2 separate regions of the Homo sapiens genome follow, and region 2 is linked to region 1. Evidence: chromatin loops called from intact Hi-C (ENCODE). Cell type or tissue: IMR-90. All regions are shown on one strand. Each heading gives the region's core, and the rest is flanking DNA. Links, peaks and the distances in the headings are about the cores only.

Region 1 (10,472 bases), core at 1,519-9,518:
TTCAGAACAGTTATAAAAACCATTAGAAATCTGGTTTACATACTTTCTTTTCTGAGTACAAACACTGACCTCCTTGTATAAAAGCTCTGCTTTTATTTTCAGACCCAGCTTTCTATCTCTGCAGAAAGAACAAGACAAAAACTTAATGTGTTTAGATTACGACCACTCAACACTGAAGGGAAACTACAGTTGGGCAGCGGGAAAAAAAGATAGTTTTAAAAGGCTGGTGACAACATTAAGTGCTTAAACATGCCTCGTTCACATAAAAGGTACCAAAGTACAAATTAAATAAAACATGTTCTCTCATTTCCACTAACTGTCTGGGATATGTTGCCAAAATACAAAGTCACCCTGAAACGCTATTCAGCATAGAATTCTGGATGGCCTTATTCCTAGCAACTTACACTGTGCTTAGTAAGTTCATCGTATACTGTATTGATACACTTTTGCACCGAACTAATTTACCTATTTGTGGGCCAATCAATTTTCTGTTAAAACTCCCTATATCTTAGTTAGCTGGATAGCATATTTTAGATTCTCTTTAAATGCTTCCCTAGCAAAAATAAAACCAAAGCTAAGCTCTAAATCAACTCTTTGAAAATAAATTATTTTTTTGTAACTGCTACAGCTTGGTTTTAGATAAAACATGTCAGTAAACAAGACAGCAAACTGGTATCTATGTAACTTGAATTTTGTTTGCAGTTTGGCTAGTCATACCTGGCAGACAGGGAGTGCAGTGCCCAGAAGTTCCAAAGGACTTCCTTGTCATTTTGAAGACTGAACCCTACTCTGTTCTGGGCTGGCAGTGAGCTTTTCACTGAGGGGTATTTGTGCACACACAGGCACACATATGCACACACACTTTCTCCCCTGGTTTAAACTTTTAGGGATATGGTCTTTGCAACCAAACTCAGGCTAATAGGAAAATTTAGATTAAAACCACTCAACACAGGGGGAAACTGCACAAGTTACATACTGCCCAAGTCAGTCACCTTGACTGCTAGTTTAACAATTGACCCTGACAGGAATTTTATTGTTAATGCTCTCTTAATTCAGAAATGTATGTCTTGCAGTTGAGCCCTGAAAGAATAAAGGGTTGATACTTAGGTAAAGAAAAAGTTTCCAGACATCCAAAATAGTAGCCAAATCTTTAAACTCTTCTCAGACCCTTTTTCTACTCTTCCTCATTGTCCAGTCAAATGTCATGAGCCTATTCTTCAGAAAATCAGGAAGATAGACCTGGCTTTACAAATCAGGCATGTGAATGAATTACACCACACCCCAAGCATATCCCTAGCTTTCCCAAATACCAACGAAAACAGCCAACTTACTGATTCTCTCAAAACAGAGACCTCACTTGAACCACTAATGCAGCATTAAAAAGAAAATAAAAAAGATTTTTAGTGATTAGCTGGTTATTTAACATGATAGTCCCTAACCTTAATTTCACTTAAGAAGATTAGTATAAATTATTTTATGAAAGTAAAGGACAATAATGTTCTTACAGTCACCATTTAAATAACAGTTAAGAGGTATTGAGTTTATCCAAGGGAAAAAATAACGTCCAGTGGACCAACATTCTATTCATACCTATAAGCCTCAAACCTAAAGGGCGTATCTATACAAGGCAATTGGCCATATTAGTTTTAACTGTTCCTAAATGAATTCATATAATAGAGGACTACGCAAATATGAGAAGGTGTGTTCAAACAACCACAAAGATTCTAAGTTCCTCTGTACAAAAATATCTCCTCTATCAGTCTGCCATGGTTTATGATACTCCTATCATTAAATGTACTTCTTAGGTATTATCAGAAGTTATTTAATATTTAATGACACAGAAAATATTTGTGAAACAAAAAATAGGACACCAAACAATTGGTAAATAGATTATGCACATACCCAGATGACAATGAAATACATATGGAATTAAGGGTTTTTTTTAACCTTTTTGGTACTTTTCTATATTTTTTAAGTTTTCTACAACAAACATACATCACTTTTATAATTAGAAGAAAAATAAAATCTGAAATACATTTAACAATCTCCCTTTGATAAATATAAACTTACCATACGACCTAGAAATTCTACTCCCAGGTATTTATTTAGGTGTTGTATAAACTTATATTCACATGAAATCTGTGTATGGATGGTTATGGCAGCTCTATTTGTAATCACCAAAAACTGGAATCATCTCAGATATCCTTCAGTGAATAAGCTGTGTTACCTCCACACAATGTAATACTACTAAGAAATACAAAGGAACAAAGTTTTAAAACATGAAACGAATGGATGAATCTCAAATGACTTAAGCTGAATGGTAAAAGCCAGACTTGAATGGCTACATAACATAGGATTCCAATTATATGACATCTTGGAAATGTTATCTTTTACAGCTATAGGGAAAAGAACAGCAGTTGACAGGGATTGAGGTTAGAGGAAGCACTGGCTACAACAAAGGGGCAGCACAGGGAATTTTGGGGTGATGTTAATGTTCCATATTTGGTTGCAGTACTCTGTGTATTTGTCAACAGTCAGAACTGTACACTAAAAAGGGGGGGATTTTACTATATGCACGTTCACACTGCATATAGTATCTGCCTTTTTCAAAAGAATCATGCATTTAGAACTGAAATTCTATTCATGTCCAGATTATATTTAGATTCTGGGCAATTCTTTCTCAAAAATGTATCTATATTTCCTAAGGGAAAAAAGAGGTTGATTTTTAAGATTATGTAATTATTACCTAGTAGGCACAGAATTCTTAATTTTTAATAGAGAATTTTAAACAGAGATTTGAGAATTTTGCTTGAACACCCATGACAAATCAGACACTGTGCTAGCTGTTTCATCAACCTTTGGTCTAATTCCCACAACATTTTAATAGAGGAATGAGAATTTTTAACAGAGGTGCATGGATGAAATAAGGTTCAGGATGCTCAGGCCTGCCTGGGATGCCCCCGCAGACCCTGGCACAGGTACCTCTGTGGACCACTGGACAACCACCCAGGGATTCCAAGGAGCTTGAGAGAAAAGGGAACAGAGACAGAGGCCTGATACTTTTGGGAACTGCCCCCAAATGCAAACCCCAGAATCTACTCCAGAGAGTGGATTTAGGTGTAGTTGAATACTTCTAGTTTTCTTCATGCTCATGCTAGAACCATTCCTAGACCAATTAATGCATGGATAAATAGTCACAAGGCCAATTCATTTTGCTCAATTTAGGGCTTAGAATGCCCTCCACGCCTTTGTGATATTAGAAAAATATGTCTGAGAGGTGACAGAGGAGATTTTGAATGGCTTATCCTCTTAAATGGATTTGAGAACAAGAAACTTCCTCTTGAGCTTAATGGGGGAACTGGTTTTTTTGTTTTGTTCTTTTCTTCCCCCTTCATTTAGAAAAGCATACAAATAAACCTTAACTGATCTTTGTTGAAAATTAAAACAACATAATTAGACCAAAGATGTGAAACTGATTTTCATAAAGCAAGAAATTGTTTTTCTTAAAAAACATTCTTGGGGCTGGGTGTGGTGGCTCACGCCTGTAATCCCAACACTTTGGGAGGCCAAGGAGGGTAGATCATGAGGTCAAGAGATTGAGACCAACCTGGCCAACATGGTGAAACCCCGTCTCTACTAAAAATACAAAAATTAGCTGGGCGTGGTGGCACGCAGCTGTAGTCCCAGTACTCAGGAGGCTGAGGCAGGAGCATTGCTTGAACCCGGGAGGCAGAGGTTGCAGCGAGCCAAGATTGTGCCACTGCACTCCAGCCTGGCGACAGAGCAAGACTCCATCACAAAGGAAAAAAAAAAATTCTTTTCCTTCAAATGGAAAACAGTGATACCCATTTTCTATGGAGAAGATAAGAGAGGAGACTAACCTAGAACAGGGACAGGAATAATTACTGAACCACAATTACATTAATCTCTTTCAGAGACACTTTGAAAATAATGTAAAACTTTATTAAATTAGAATATGGACTAAAATATATCTTCATACTACATAAGAAAGGATGGCTAGCAAGCTAATGTTCTTGAAAGGGAATGCTTTGGCTAATTAAGATATTAAATTATTTTAAGGCCTCAAGATGACGGTCTAAATTAAAACATAAAAAACTACAGTACTATACTAATCTGTTCATTAAAACAGATCACAAAAAATGGCTACTTTAAAACATGGTTAGCCTTATTTGTTAATATATATGGATAGAGAGAGATATGTATGCATTTGCCTTTTTCATCTTCATTGCCTCTGAAATTCTGAATGAATAAGGATTTATCATAAAATAGATATCTATCTGCCTGTTTCTCATCAGGGATTTTCTGGAGATTAAACTCTCATAGGAGTCGTACTTTGAAGTTTAAATCAGGAACCAAATGTTCAACAATAAATAGGAGTAAGAATATCCACACCCATTATTTTCATGTCCCATTCAAAGAAAAGTGGGTCTTCCTAAAAGATAAACAAAGCGTTTTATGTTTTGAAACACATGGTGAGATGAGAGACAAATGGTAATGTGAAAACTTGCCTGGGCTGCAGGCCATTTCATTCACATTCCATTCATCCATAGCACAAACATTTATTGAGTCCTTACACTCTGGTAGTCCCAGGACATCTGGTAAATAGCTGTGCAGCTTTGGACACAGCATTTATAATTTCTCTGAGTTTTAGAGAGAGGAAATCATACTTAGCACACTGGGTAAGTAATGGGAATTAAATAAAAGGTTGATGAAACAGCTAGCACAGTGTCTGCTATGTCATGGATGTTCAAGAATATTAATTATCTTTCCCTCCCTTCCTTCGGAAAAGCTATTGTTACATATTCACGACGAATCTTTTTGCTTAGCCTATTAAATAGTTTAGCATAGCAGCAAGCTTTTCTATCTCTAAGTCACATGTGTCAGATATATCTGTGTGCTACTGCTTAATTATTTTTCAATTACCACTGAATAGCAGCAAAAGATCATAATTGACAGGCTCCCAGATATACTCATTAGATATTGTGTGCCTAAACCTGCAAAGAAATTTCTAGATTAGGGTGGGGCCAACACTGAGCTCATGACAAAACTGCTGCTGAGCCCTTTATACCAAGAGCATCTCTAACAAAGGGAATACCGACAGATGGTAACAAGATTCCTAAATAGTTCCCATGCAAAGGGCACTGGCCTGACAACTATTAGTTATGTGATCAAAAATCAAGGATACCATTAATTTTACAAATAAATAAAACCTCTAGGGCAATTCTCAATCAAAAACAGCTAGTTTAGGGCTGGGCATGGTGGCTCATACCTGTAATTCCAGCTACTTGGGAGGCCAAGGTGGGAGGATCCCTTGAGCCCAGGAGGTCCAGGCTGCAGTGAGCTATGATCACACCACTGCACTCCAGCCTGGGGGACAGAGTGAGACCCTGATTCTGAAAAAAAAAATTCAGCTAGCCTAATAAGCCAATTTCAGGTTCATTTAAAACAGAGGCTTCAACAGTGATCACAGCAGAGGCAGCTTCTGGGGGGAAAATATACCTGAAGTCACTGACCAGTAGCCCAAACCCAGGCACTATAGAGGTTTCAGATTTTTCCCTATTTGCACATTCAACAGGATCTAAGTAGGTAATGCTTTTACTTTACTTCTCAAGGGTTTCACTAGAGGGTTCATGTAGGCAGTGACTCAAGAAGATGGTAAAAGCGAGAAGGTTGAAGAAAGAAGCTAATAGGTGTCCCCAAAGCCCTGAAGTAGAAATTCATACTACAGAGTCCCCACAGACACCATGGCAGGACAATGCAACCCAGCCTATTCCCAGGCCCCCATCCTTCCTCATACATGGTGGAGAGCAGCCTCTGTGGCTTCCCCTGCTCTTCCAGGCCAAAGGGAGAAGAAAAAGAGAGAGAGAAGGAAAGAGATGTCCAGATTCAAGAATTTCCTGTTCTTCAGATTCTCAAAACAAAGACTTTAGTTAGAATTAAAATAACAAAATTCTCTAACCTCTATTTTAAAACTAATGATGAATGGAATGAGCTTGAACTTCTTTTGCTATGAAGAAATTTGAGAAGCAATATGTTATATAAGCCGTTATTTTGAACAGGCATGGATCTTTCAGATTCTCCCAAAGGTTCTTCAGATCCTAATGTGGTCAGCAAAATCACTAAGTATATGTTTCTTTGATTTTTCTCAGAGCTGGCACTTTAGGTTGTTGTGGGGTTGTTTGGATGTCAACTTTGAGACATACATGTTTATGTGCCATTTGTAAGGAGCAATCGGTCAGCAGGAAGAACAATAAACAAGGCTAGAAGACCTGGATGCACAGCTCTGGTCCATCCAGCCCATGACTCTCCTTCACGCCTTTCTTCAAGGCTCAGAGGAGGACATTTCTCTTTTCAAACACCATCTGTGAGCCTCCTTCCAACTTGTCGAATTTTACCATCCCACCCGTCATTCCCCTTCCTCCTCTTGCATTTTCCCTATTTCCCTTCTAACCCGCCACACTCTGGCTGACATCTCACCTCTGAAATCCCTGGATCAAAGCCTCCACTGAGGTCTTAGAGGCTGAGTCCAATCTCTCCTGACCTCTCTCTGCCTGCTATTTTTGATGACTACTCCTTTGTCAAAATTCTACACTTCCCTCCCGTCAAACTACCATTTTCCCTTCCTTTTTCTTCTTTTTCAACTGTCCCTTAGTTTTCCAAGGTTCTGTCATTCATTCATTTAAAGAGAAAGACCATACTTCCTCCAGGGACCACCTGTCATGTCTATTCATGGGGTAATTTGACCCTTCTCATCTGTAAAATACAATGATTATTCATCTCTACAATCTAAAATGGCACAACTGGAAATACATGTCTATGTTGTTTTAAATATTTATAACTAATACTCCTTAGGAAAATTGCCATACTCAAAGCACCTTAATATACATTAACTCATTTGTATTTTATAGGAACTCATTTTTTATTTTTACTATTCGCCTCTGCGGCAACAAGCAGAATTAATATTGGAATCTGTGCCTGCTCATTCTTCAGCCTATAGTTTTTCTTCATTGCATGGTATTCAGCAGCTTTCCTTTAATGACACCTGGCAACTAGTCATATCCAGTAATTAGTTAGAGATAAAATCCCCAGTGTAAGAATGTAAACTGCCTTGCCTCGATTACACTAGTAATCCATTATAGTGGCACAACCGAGGGCTTGCCTCCAGGAACAGACACCTGCTGTGGAATGGCAAGCATTCACCTTGCGCATATTTACATACTACAGTGCTATGCACATATTTTCAAACTTGTACAGAAGTGATTATTTATGAATCACTGACATCTACTATAACACATTTGAAAAATCATGATGTGCATCTTTTTTTCTTTCTCATTTTGTGTATGGGAGCTTTCTTTTGTCAGCCTGAAACATCCACCTGCCTTGGGGCTCTTGGGGCTGGAAGTGAGGAGAGGAAACATTTTAGCACTGTTGCTGCAGAAAGGAAAAGAGAAATGTCAGTTTCTGAAATCCCAAGTATGATTTTTACAACAAGACAATGGGCTGGAAATGCAGGCCTTATGAAGAACAGAGTTTGAAAAATTCAAATCATGGTGTCTTTTTTTTTTTTTTTTTCTGAGACGGAGTCTCCCTCTGTCGCCTAGGCTGAAGTGCAGCGGCGTGATCTCGGCTCACTGCAAGCTCCGCCTCCCGGGTTCACGCCATTCTCCTGCCTCAGCCTCCCAAGTAGCTGAGACTACAGGTGCCTGCCACCATGCCCAGCTAATTTTTTGTCTTTTTAGCAGAGATGGGGTTGATCATGGTCGCTTTTGTGGAAGACAAAGCTTCTTATTAATGCTAGGGATGAAGATGGCTGCCTTAGGATAGGAGAAGAAAAGAGGGGGAAAGCCCAACATTGACTGGCTTCTGGAACCAGGGAATTACAAGGAGAGGCAGGAGGCAAAACAGCTGAGTCTTGATCTCCTTTTCTGGGTTTTGGCCCCAGAGAAGGAAATGGTTGTCAGATAAATTATGACACACTTCTGAGTGAGTGGCAGCTGACTCTCTGTGATTTGGGGAGGCTGTTCTTGCGTCAGCCCAGGAGATGAACAGAGCACAGTAAACACAGCAATGCCGAGAGGCTGGGTGAGGGAAGGATAGTGTTTAGCTTTCCCTAGCCAGCTTCAGTTCTAGTGCGGTGTGGATGGGACCAGAAGTCCCTGTGCACCCCTAGGGAGGATGAAGATAGTAGTGAGTTGAGTGGCAACAGGCTCAGCCTGGTGAGAAGAAAGATGTCCCTCAGGAGTAGAGTGATTACACGAGTGACATCCTAGGCCATGGGCTGTATGGAGAATGTGACAGAGATTTGGAGGGGTCCAAACAGCATCAGCAAGAACTAAGAGGAAGTGGGGTCAAGGTCAGCTCAGGAACACATCTGGGCCCAGACATGGCTGAAAGAGACCAACGTACCGTCTATGCCTGCAGACACAGATGCAAGCAGACACTCAAAGATGAATGAGTCACTGAGGACTGCATGAAGCCAAGGAATCCCTCACCTCCAACACTCCCCTGTCCCCATACATTTGGAAACCATCCTGGAAAGGTGCAGAGTAAGAAGTCAAATAGTTAGGAGGCTGAGTATTTTATCTAAGTAAATGAGCATGCAAGACCTAAACAAATTATTTAGATCATTGCATCAGACAACATCCCTAGAGCAGAGTCATTTTGTCATCTTCTGCTACCCAGCAGACAGGGGATCAGGAGGATCAAATGGCTCTCAGAAAGACCTGAAGAAACTACATTCTTCTTCATACCTGAGTATAACTTTGGGAGGTCTATAATCCTGCTAACTAGTATACATACCAAAAACAAATTTTGGCCCAGTGTGGTGGCTCATGCCTGTAATCTCAGCACTTTGGGAGGCCAAGGTGGGTGGATCCCTTGAGGTCAGGAATTCGAGACCAGCCAACATAGTGAAACCCCATCTCTACTAAAAATCAGAATTAGCTGGGCATGGTGGTGCGTGCCTATAATCCCAGCTACTTGGGAGGCTGAGGCAGGAGAATCACTTGAACTCAGGAGGCAGAGATTGCAGTGAGCTAAGATGATCGCGCCAGCACACTCCAGCCTGGTGACAGAGTGAAACTCTGTCACACACACACACAAAAAAAGACAAATTCCATATTGATAAATACTATTTTCAGTGTAATAGCATCATTTCCATGTCCAACAGCAACAGTTCATTATTGCTCTGATTGATACAATAATAAACTTACACATGACACTCTTTCAAAGGCTTATACACTATCATCATGATTTACCTTTCTTCTACCTTATCTATGAGCTCTCTTCTTGTTGTATTTCCAGCACCTAGTGCAATACCTGACATGCAGTTGGCACTTTTAACTTTTTACTGAATAAATGAAAGTAGTAACAAATGATGAACTTTCAGTAACAAATAAAAACACAACCACTTTCTACATTATTATTATTGGTGGTGTGGCTATACTGCCTGAAACTTAAGTTATTGTAATCATTACAGTTTTCGCAAATATTATATTCATATTATATAAAGGGATTTCCCAGAAAGGACTAGATGGTGGCAGCTACAGGGAAGAGAATAGGGAGATTGGCTACAATGTGAAGAAGACAAGGTTAAAGACGAGAGAAATAAAGGAGGGTAACCATCCAACTGACATGAACAATTTAATAAGCAGATTCCCAGGAAGACAGTCAGGAGATAAGGAACGGAGAGGAGGAAGAGGGGGCAAATAGGCCTCAGGCTTGAGTCTACAATGGGAACAAAGCCAGCATACTAAATAATTTGTTTTGTTAGAGTAGCAACAGGCCTGCATTTACAAAGTTGACCATAGCTACAAACTATCACTGTGGAATTATGGAGTCGCATTCTGTTAATTAACCTGAGCTACCTAAGGATTTGTTTGGGTGGATTTTTCAGGATTCTAAAAAATTCATTCTGGATCCTCTGTCTCAAGAAATTGTCTAAGGTCAGCAATTACAATGATTCAAATAAAGAATACATTTCAAGGATATTAAAAAGTCACATCTAAAAGCAGCAGTATCCTTTTTATACTGGGAAACCAGTAGAAATTCCAAGCACAGGAGGCATAGAGCATCTCTTAGTAACAAGACTTACATGCTAAACATGAACTTTATAATAGTCACAAATCCTTAGAATCCAGAGTTTCTTTTCCTAGTATTTAGTTTAACTAAATATTTTTAAATAAAATTTGTTTAGCTGAAACAGACATTTTCTCCAAGCCATCAAATAATCCTTCAAATTGCCTTCATCATTGAGCACTGATATTACTACGGACAATGCTGAAAAACAAGCATTCTGAAAAAGTCTAAAGAAGGTAACTAAGAGTCTGCGGTAGCTGGGGCTGGCTAGGTGTGACATAAGTGGTGTATCCACAACAAAGCAAACTGAAACACACAGTGGCCTGAGCTCAGGTGCTCAGACTCTCCCCACAATGAGGACGCTCCTAGGGCCA
Region 2 (10,472 bases), core at 1,020-9,019, 50 kb before region 1:
GGATCACTGCCCCTGATCTTACAAATCCAACTGGCAAAATGATCCTTGAAAGTCACCTACGTGCAATAAATACATAAGATCATAAAAACAGATACTAATAAAGCCATCTTTCTTTTTCCACCTAGAGAAGAAGTCTATTGGAAACCATTGACATATACTACATACTTTAAAGGTTTACATAAAGAATGAAACAGTACTGAATTTTAAACATAGTACTTTACCTCAACATTTCATTCTCCTTTTAATCTGAAAAGATGCCTCTCACTTTAATGGGGCTACCTGTAGTAGAACAAATTAGCTGGCAGCCAGTGGTTTATTAGGTGATTACTGTGGAAAACAGATATGATCTCCAGGGAACATGGTGAGGTTTGGATGTCATAAATAAGTGAGATATTCATAACACATGGTACCACTGTTGTAAATTCTTTCTTATGCAAATTAAAACATGCACAAATTTGATCATGTTGTATTTCTGAACACACTCACACACAAAGGAACGACATTTCCAACCTAAATGTTGTGTTGATTCAAATTATGTGTTTTTTGGAGAGTCATGTATATTCAAGACTTGAATATACACTTATTTTCTGTTATATCTTGGCTGAGAACATTTGTACATTTGTAAATTACATTCAGGCTTCATGGTTAGTATCGCAATATTCTGGATGGCTTATAAGGTCCTGTAATAGTAACAGTAAAGAAACCTCAAGGGGAAATATTAATGTTCTTGGGTTACAGCATACCTCAGCATGTCACATCCCACCAGATTGTTCCCAGATTCCTCAATTCACAGAACTAGCTCTATGCCCCTTTCCTCTTTTAACATGACCTAATTTTGTTAATGAATGTTTGCTTTACAAAAATATAGTATATTTCCAATGAAGGAAATGTTATCTCCATCAGATGGAGTGACAAAAAGAGATCCTTAAAGAACAGTTTTACTCTAAGTCTTGGGGGACCTCTCCAAACTCTTGACACTCATTACTGGCAAGGACTCCAGAAGTTTCCAGAAAACAACTCCCCATGCCAATAACAAGCCACTGAGATGAATGGTCTCTGAACCTGAGCAATAAGGTCACTGTTGTTAATTTAGAATATGGAAGCTCTATCATCATATCACCAGAATTTAGCTTACACTCTACTTCTAATCCCATCCATGAATGGATTTATTAGACCTGGAAACATTTAAAACACGTATCTTCTCGTCTTGGACACAGTAAAAAGATACAAAGCTACCAACAGATGAAGTGTGCCTCTAGGACCTCAGTAGAACACAGAATTGTTCACGATGAATGAGTCAAAGGAAGTGTTCTTGCCTTGCCCTTTTTAGCCAAGGAAGTGGGGTCATGTTAAAACAAGGAAAAGGACAATTCCCTCCAGATAGGCTTGCCCCTTGGCTGATGGTCATTTGATCAAATGAGAAACAAAAATAAACCAAAAGCTCTGATTTCTACTCTAATGTCCACTTATGTACTACATAACTATAAATTAATTACATTGAGTTCCATGAGCCAAACAAGAAAAGCCAGTCCATTTGAACATGCCACATAATAATACTCTAATAATATTTAATATTTATGTAGCATTTACTCTAACAATGGTTAATATTTATGTAGCATGTTGTAATTTTCAACATACTTTCCCATTTATACTTTGGTTTTTTACCACGTTAAGTCAAAAAAATCACTATATATGAATCCTTCTTTCATAAGCTAAGAATAATGGCTGACCTGAACCTTTCTAAGTAACCAACAATACACTCATTATTCACTGGAAGTGTTGATACCCTCATTAACACAGAGAACATTATAGTTTACAAATTATTTCCTTTACATTATTTCATTAGACCATAATGACCACCAAATTGACTAAATCATACCATAGCATTTGTCTGTTATTCATTGATTCAAAAAAAGATTTATATCCTTTCAACAAATATTATGTGCTGGACATTGTACTAGAGCATTGCAATGGGTAAAACAGAAATAGTCCCAGACCTCAAATGATTAAGAGATATATATGAAACAAATGACCACACATATAATTATAATATTGTGAATTAGTCATAATGTTACTCTTATTTAACATTCTGAATTAATCATAATCATCAAAGAGAATAACACAGAAGGGGTTGACATTTAAGCTGAAATCTAAATGCTAGTGTTTCCCCAATTTTTTTTCATTATCACTCCTTTCAGAGCCTTTTGAGACCTTTTTTCCTATCTCACCCTCATGAAACATTAATACCAATTATCCCAGTATATCTGTTTATATGATCTATATATATGCATGAGAGCTAACAGTAAAACATAAACCAACATTAGCTTGTGGTTTGGTTATTTCCATTTTTCTATAATGCTTGGCCGACTTTATACAAATAAGAGAGAGACTATCAAGTAGCTAAACTCACTTTGTGACGTCTTCCACCAGCTTGGAGTGTCCTTCACGTAAAGCTAAGTCTAATGGTGTGGCACCCTCTTCGTTGGGTAAAGCCAAGGCCTGGACTCCCCCCGGGAGACACAAGAAGAACTGGGAAAGTTTAGCCAGGCCCCATCTCATAGCCAGGTGTAGAAGAGATTCTCTGTGAGAAGATACTGAAGAGGAAAAAACACATACCATATTAGTTCCTCCATTTACAAAGTTTGTTTTACACATTTTATCAAAGGGACAGTGTATTTAGACATAATAAGAATGTCAGAGTTGGAAGAAATTAACAATGGCACCCAATCACTGTATCTCATTTTACAAATTTGGAGAGTTCAAGATTTTTGTGAATGCCCAGGTAGGCAGTAGGTGCTGGGGCCAGGTCCGCTGAGCACAGGTAGAGTGTTCTTTCCACCCATTGCACTACACATTCACGTCATCTTTCACTAGACATGCAGTGCAGTCATCTAGGGAAGCAGGTTCTAGGAAAGGACCATCCTTTGGAAACAGACACTTGTTGATATGCAAAGAGTTCCTTGAGGAGATCCTGCTGCTCAGGCAGGGAGGCTTTTAGAGGCTGAGACTGTAGAGGGACTTCCGTTTCCACCCTTTGTCCTCAGAGCCGCTCCTCCCCTGATAAGAAGCCGCAAGAGAAATGGCTTCATATGGGTCATTCTCAAACTTCACAGCAGTGCTTCTACCCATCTACTAAATCCCTGAGATTATGTCAATATTGCCAAAGCCACCCCGTTGCTCTGCTCAGGAGGCTCGACCTGTAAGGCCCCTGCACAGAGGGCCCTTGGTCGGTCCGTGTGCATCAGCTCCACTGTGGTGTTTGCCGCTCTCTGTTGTCATCTTCCAGGCGGAGGGGTCCTTGAGGTATTTTATTCCTAATACCTAGCACAGTATCTGGCAAATGAAAGCCATTTAGCATTTGAGGAGTTGAATGACAATTGGCTGTTAAAATCTCTACGGTTTGTGTGTATTTAAATTACTTAGTTTGAATAGTCTGTACACTGAATTGTTCACTGTAAAATGGACACTGAGAACAAAATGACCTACTTCTCCACAGTTTCCTGTCCATATTAACGCTATCTTACTATTCCATTATCTTCATTAGCACAATTTTACTATTCCAGGAGCCACTTGCCCAGGCAAATGAATGATTGCTCATTATAGGAACCTTCCACAAGACTAACCAACTGTTCAGTAGAAACCAATAAAAGGCAGTTTGAACCCTAAAAGCAATCTTAACTACATTATGATCCTTCCCGAGTCCTGATCAAGCTCCTTTCCTGTCCAACATGCCCCACCCACCACCATCCCCAACATTAAAAACCCTTATAAGGCCAGGCGTGGTGGCTAATGCCTTAATCCCAGCACTTTGGGAGGCCAACGCGGGAGGATCACTTGAGCCCAGGAGCTCAAGACCAGCCTGGTGAATGTGGTAAAACCCACTGTCCACAAAAAATACAAAAATTAAACAGGCATGGTGGCACTCGCCTGTGGTCCCAGCTAATCAGCAGGCTGAGGTGGGAGGATCGCTTGAGCCCAGGAGGCAGAGGTTGCAGTGAGTGGAGATTGCACCACTGCATGCCAACCTGGGCCACAAAGTGAGGCCCTGTCTCAAAAAAAAGACCCTCATTAAGCCAAACTTCAAGTTCTCAATAAATTCTCACCTCACCTCACAGCTCCCCCTTCAAGACACCTCTAAGGCCCTGTGGAGGTGGTGTTCTCCCATACCATAGTAGGCAATAAACTCAGCTTTGTCCTACCTGCAGGCTGTGGTAATGATGATACTTGGGAAGCCAGGTTTCTACAAAGCTCTAATTTGAAACAATTAGAAGGAAACACTCCACCATAAATGAATGCAAATAAAAGGCTTAGTTTACATTTTTAATTATTTATATATCTATATCTATAGAGATATAGATAGCTAGATCAATGAATGTAAGGCATTATACTTAAAATATGTAAATGAACTCATCACAGTGAAATGCCACCAACTTACCAGTATATTTACTCTATCAATCATCTGTGTGACATGGAACACTTCCCCTCAGTAAAATAACATTCAAAATACCAAAATATCTAAAAACAGACAAGGCAATACACTCCTGCCAGACATTTGTTTAATATACTTGATATCTTCAGCTTTATGAAAATTAAAAAACTATGTTAGCTATTAGAGAACTTATCTTTGACTATTTTATCCTTTAACTTTTGACCATTATACTCCTTTGAATAAAAAGTGAGGTTTTTGTTTTTAGATTCCCAGCAGGGTATCTAAAATGTTGGATAATATTTGTATTTTTCTTCCTTTTTAAATAATAACCAGGAATAGACTTGTTAAGATCAGGTAACAAATATACATATGCACACATATGTGCATGTGTACTCCCCAACACAGGAAAACCTGTCAGCATGAGATATTAACCAGGCATACTAAGATGGAATTTCTCTCCTTTTTTTTTTTTGAGATGGAGTCTCACTCTGTTGCCCAGGCTGGAGTGCGGTGGTGCAATCTTGGCTCACTGCAACCTCTGCCTCCCAGTTTCAAGTGATTCTCCTGCCTCAGCCTCCTGAGTAGCTAGGATTACAGGTGCGCGCCATCACCCCCAGCTAATTTTTGTATTTTTAGTAGACACAGGTTTTCACCATGTTGGCCATGCCAGTCTGGTCTTGAACTCCTGACCTCAGGTGATCCACTCGCCTTGGCCTCCCAAAGTGCTGGGATTACAGGCATGAGCCACCGCACCCAGCCCGGATGGAATTTCTAAGACATATCTCCTAATCTGAATATAGTGAGAAATATTCCATAGTTGTATGGATTGTAATTTTCTTTCCCCTCCCAAAAAAATGATCAAAAGGGAACATCTAAACCTTTTGTGTTCCCTTTTCAAATTATACCATTGGTAAAGGAAAGCATGGTATCAATTTAAGTAACACTTTCTGCCATGTCTGGTGCAATGCCCTAAATACCATTGAACCTGGAGTGTATTTCACTGTATTCAACCTGACCAACAGTGTGAGTGTGGGCAGATCTGTTTCCTCTACCACGAGAGCTCTCCAAGCTTGTTCTGCTAATCCAGCTCCCTCTTCTCTCCTTCTGGCTCCATCCTCACATCTTGTTCAATGAGAGAGAACAGTAAACATGCAGGCCTGAATGGCTCACTGTTGCCTCTCTTTCTGAGAATCTACCCACTTCCCGGGGAGGAGGTAAGGCAGGGGAAGAGAGAATCTTCTGATGTTTAAAGAAAACAAATAAAAACTGACCAAAATGTTGTAAGAGAGAGCTTTCTCATTCAGTATGAAAGTTCAGAGTGCAGAGCGAGGCAAACAGCTTGAAATAGGAAGCATCATGACATATATAAATAATTCTGCCTGTTATAGAGTTTCAGATTTCTTAACGGCAGCCAGCAAAACAAACTGTGGAAAGAGGTTATACAATTTGGCAGAGGTGGGAGTGTTTAAAATAATTTCTTAAACTAAATAAATGTCTCTTCCTGTTTGGTTGGTGCCAGGAGTTATTTGAACTAATGTAACCAATGCAGAATTACTAATAATTGCTGTAATGGCAAACATTAAAAGGTACGACCTATAACATCATGAGAGCATGAAAACCAAGACACAAAAAGGAACTGAACAGGCTGTGCCATTCAATAAGCCATTCCTTACTGCATAACAGGAGTCCAACTGCCCCAGATAGGAAGGGAGTGTGGAGTTTGTGCTTCTCACTCTGCCGGGCATCAGTTTCTTTGCCCATGAAATGAGTCTGTCACAATAAAGATCCAAGGTTCCTAAGAGTATTCAATCCTGTCCTAACTCTATGGTTACTATCTGCAAAAACAGCACAGGTCAAAGCTTCCAGGCATCTGAAGCACAAGGGCAAGGAAGGTCAGACAGTTTAAGTGTTACTAAAGGAAAGTGGTTTTGTTACTGGTCAATTTAGAACCATTACCATATCCACACAAGATCTGGCCATACCTTTCAATTAGCCAAAGGCTTAGCTTGGAAGATTAAAGAATAAATTAACCTCTCAAATGTAGGCTAATCGATCATAACCAAATGTGCCACTCTGTGGGGCGTATTGATAATAGGGGAGGCTGTGCATGTGTAGGGGCAGGGAATATATGGGAAATATCTGTATCTTCCACTCAATTTTGCCATGAACCTAAACCTGTTCTTAAAATGTCTATTAAAAAATAATAAAATAGGTTAAATAATTAACCAAGGTCTCCAGAACTCACAATCACTGCTAGAGGAAATGTAAACTGTTACAACCCCTTTGGAAAACACAGCAACATTATCTAATAAAGTCAGAGAAACTAACGCAAATCCAGTCCACAACAATTCCATTCCTACCTATAAACCCTAGCAAGAAACCATGCAAAAAATATAAATGGTCAAAATTCAAAGTAATCTTAATGTTCATCAATGGAATAAATTGCAGTGCAATCATACAACAATATTCTAACAATCAAAATGAATTACAGATTAACACAGAAGGAAGTAATGAATATAATGTCAAAAGGGAAAAATCAAGTCACAAAATACACAGGATATGTTTCAATTAATATGAAGTTCAAGAAGAGTAAAAGTTAAAATTATTACTTAGGCATATATACATACGTTGTAACACTGTAAAGAAAAGCAAGGAAATGGCTACTATAAAAGTCAGCACAATACCTGTTAGGAAAAAGAGAAGAATGTGACTAGGAAAGGAGGAGGGGTATTTGCACTCCTGAGGTCCATTGGTATGAGTGTATCTCTCTGTTTTTCTGTCTCTGTCTCCCTCTGCCTCTCTCTCTCACACACACACATATATATATACACATACAGACACAGGGTAAAATATTTTTTCTGATATTTGTGTGTGTATTAGTCCATTTTCATGCTGCTGATAAAGACATACCTGAGACTGGGCAATTTACAAAAGAAAGAGGTTTAATGGACTTACAGTTCCATATGGCTAGGGAGGCCTCACAATCATGGTGGAAGGCAAAAGGCACTTCTTACATGGCAGCGGCAAGAGGGAGCTTGTGCAGGGAAACTCCCATCTTGAAAACTATCAGATCTCGTGAGCCTCATTCACTATCATGAGAACAGTGCAGGAAAGACCCATCCCCATAATTCAATCACCTCTTACCAGGTTCCTCCCATGATACATGGGAATTGTGGGAGTTATAATTCAAGATGAGATTTGGGTGAGGACACAGCCAAATCATATCATTCTTCCCCTGGCCCCTCCCAAATTACATTTTAAACCCAATCATGCCTTCCCAATGGTCCCTCAAAGTCTTAACTCATTTCAGCATTAACTCAAAAGTCCACAGTCAAAAGTCTCATCTGAGACAAGGCAAGCCCCTTCTGCCTATGAGCCTGTAAAATCAAAAGCAAGCTAGTTACTTCCTAGATACAATGGGGTTACAGGCATTGGGTAAATACACTCACTCCAAATGGGAAAAATTGGCCAAAACAAAGAGGCTACAGGCCCTACGCAAGTCTGAAATTCAGTGGAGCAGTCAAATCTTAAAGCTCCAAAAATGATCTCCTTTGACTCCATGTCTCATATCCAGGTCACACTGATGCAAGAGGTGGTTTCCCATGGTCTTGGGCAGCTCTGCCCCTGTGGCTTTGCAGGGTAAAGCCTCCCTCCCAGCTGCTTTCATGGGCTGATATTGAGTGTCTGTGGCTTTTCCAGGCACACAGCGCAAGCTGTCAGTGGATCTACCATTCTGGGGTCTGGAAGATTGTGGCCCTCTTCTCACAGCTCCACTAGGCAGTGTCCCAGTAGGAACTCTGTGTGGGGGGTCCCACCTCACATTTCCCATCCACACTACCCTAGCAGAGGTCCTCCATGAAAGCCCCACCCCTGCAGCAAACTTTTGCCATGGACATACAGGCATTTCCATACATTCTTTGAAATCTAGGTTCCCAAACCTCAATTCTTGACTTCTGTGCACTTGCAGGTTCAACACCATGTGGAGGCTGCCAAGGCTTGAGGTTTGCAGCCTCAGAAGCCATGGCCCGAGTTCTGTGTTGGTTCCTTTCAGCTACGGCTGGAGCAGCTGGGATGCCAAGCACCAAGTCCCTAGGCTGCACAACATGGGGACCCTGGGCCCAGCCCATGAAACCATTTCCTCCTAGGCCTCTGGGCCTATAATGGGAGGGGCTCCCATGAAGCCCTCTGACATGCCCTGGAGACATTTTCCCCATTGTCTTGGGGATTAATATTCAGTTCTTCATTACTTATACAAATTTCTGCAGCCAGCTTGAATTTCTCCTCAGAAAATGGGATTTTCTTTTCTATTGCATTGTCAGGCCAAAAATTTTCCAAACTTTTATGCTCTGCTTCCCTTATAAAACTGAATGCCTTTAACAGCACCCAAGTCACTTCTTGAAGGCTTTGCTGCTTAGAAATTTCTTCCGCCAGATGCCCTAAATCATGGCTCTCAAGTTCAAAATTCCACGAATCTCTAGCACAGGAGCAAAATGCTGTCAGTCTCTTTGCTAAAACGTAACCTTCGCTCCAGTTCTCAACAAGTTCCTCATTTCCATCAGAGACTACCTCAGCCTGGAATTTATTGTCCATATTGCTATAATCATTTTGGGCAAAGCCATTCAACAAGTCTCTAGGAAGTTCCAAACTTTTGCACATTTTCCTGTCTTCTTCTGAGCCCTCCAAATTGTTCCAACCCCTGCCTGTTACCCAGTTCCAAAGTTGCTTCCACATTTTCAGGTATCTGTTCAGCAGCACCCCACTCTAGTGGTACCAATTTACTCTATTAATCCATTTTCATGCTGCTGATAAAGACATACCTGAGACTGGGCAATTTACAAAAGAAAGTGGTTTAATGGACTTACAATTCCATGTGGCTAGGGAGGCCTCACAATCACAGCAGAAGGCAAAAGGCACTTCTTACATGGTGGCGGCAAGAGAGAGAGCTTGTGCAGGGAAACTCCTATTTTAAAAACCATCAGATCTCATGAGACTCATTCACTATCATGAGTATAGTACAGGAAAGACCCACCCCGATAATTCAATCACCTCACACCAGTTTCTCTCATGACATGTAGGAATTGTGGGAGTTACAATTCAAGGTGAGATTTGGGTGGGGACACAGCCAAACCATATCAGCATGTTTTCTTGCTAGGGTTTATAGGTAGGAATGGAATTGCTATGGAACAGATTTGCTATGAGATATTAGTTTCTCTAAATGTATTAGATAATGCTGCTGTGTTTTCCAAAAATGGTGGTAATAACTTACATTGCCTCTAGCAGTGATTGTGAGTTCTGGAGACCTTGGTTAATTATTTAACTTATTTTATTATTTTTTAATAAGACTGATGTTTAAGGCCCTCTCCAGAAAAATTAAATCAGAACTTCTGGGGCAGGGCCAAGTCATCACACTTTTCCAAATATTCTCAAGTGATTCCAATGCAAAGCCAGAGTTGGGATCTGCTAATTTAAATTAATAAGTGGTTAGCAAAATACAAACCTATATCTTCCTTTTATAACACAGCCTACCCAGTCAGCTCTTAATTAAGATCTATTAGGTATAAGATTTTACCAAAGAACAACAAAAAGAGTTTTCTGTGAGTTTTACAAGTTATTTTTAACCTACATTACTTACTGCTAAACCAGGAAAGAGCTTAAACATTTAGCAAAATATTAAAGCAAAAATGTGATGGATACCATAATCTAAAAGCAAATAATATTTTTCAATACAAGTTAATTCAGAAGTACTTATATTTTTTAGGGCTAAGTAATGTTTCACAACACCTGAGTGGAGCCATTGAAATGTATGCAACACAATACGTTTTTGTTTTGTTTTGTTTTGTTTTTTGTTTTTTGTTTTTTTTTTTTTGAGATGGAGTCCTGCTCTTTAGCCCAGGCCGGATTGCAGTGGCACACAGTCTCAGCTCACTGCAAGCTCCACCTCCCAGGTTCACGCCATTCTCCTGCCTCAGGCTCCCGAGTAGCTGGGACTACAGGCACCCGCCACTGCGCCTGGCTAATTTTTTGTATTTTTAGTAGAGACGGG

The links. A loop is a pair of places that touch in the nucleus more often than their neighbours do. Peaks named below come from ENCODE experiments on the same cell type or tissue, not always from the same donor. Only the 100,000 strongest peaks of a DNase experiment are listed, where the experiment ranks them.
Region 2: a loop joins it to region 1, with 2.3 times the contacts of the local background. A loop is called at or near these places in 5 of 110 quality-filtered maps.

What each region holds. Positions count from the first base shown.
Region 1 is chr5:73,716,534-73,727,005 of GRCh38, reverse strand. All of the region lies in intron 2 of ARHGEF28 (Rho guanine nucleotide exchange factor 28), which reads right to left. Among named protein-coding and RNA genes, the nearest start is that of ARHGEF28, 96 kb to the right of the region's middle. In IMR-90, for the core only: no CTCF peak of the experiment used is centred there; a DNase peak (open chromatin) is centred at 4,565.
Region 2 is chr5:73,765,977-73,776,448 of GRCh38, reverse strand. It overlaps ARHGEF28 (Rho guanine nucleotide exchange factor 28), which reads right to left. Exons shown (of 36, transcript NM_001177693.2): 5 at 2,411-2,594. Among named protein-coding and RNA genes, the nearest start is that of ARHGEF28, 150 kb to the right of the region's middle. In IMR-90, for the core only: no CTCF peak of the experiment used is centred there; a DNase peak (open chromatin) is centred at 5,768; H3K27ac peaks cover 764 bases.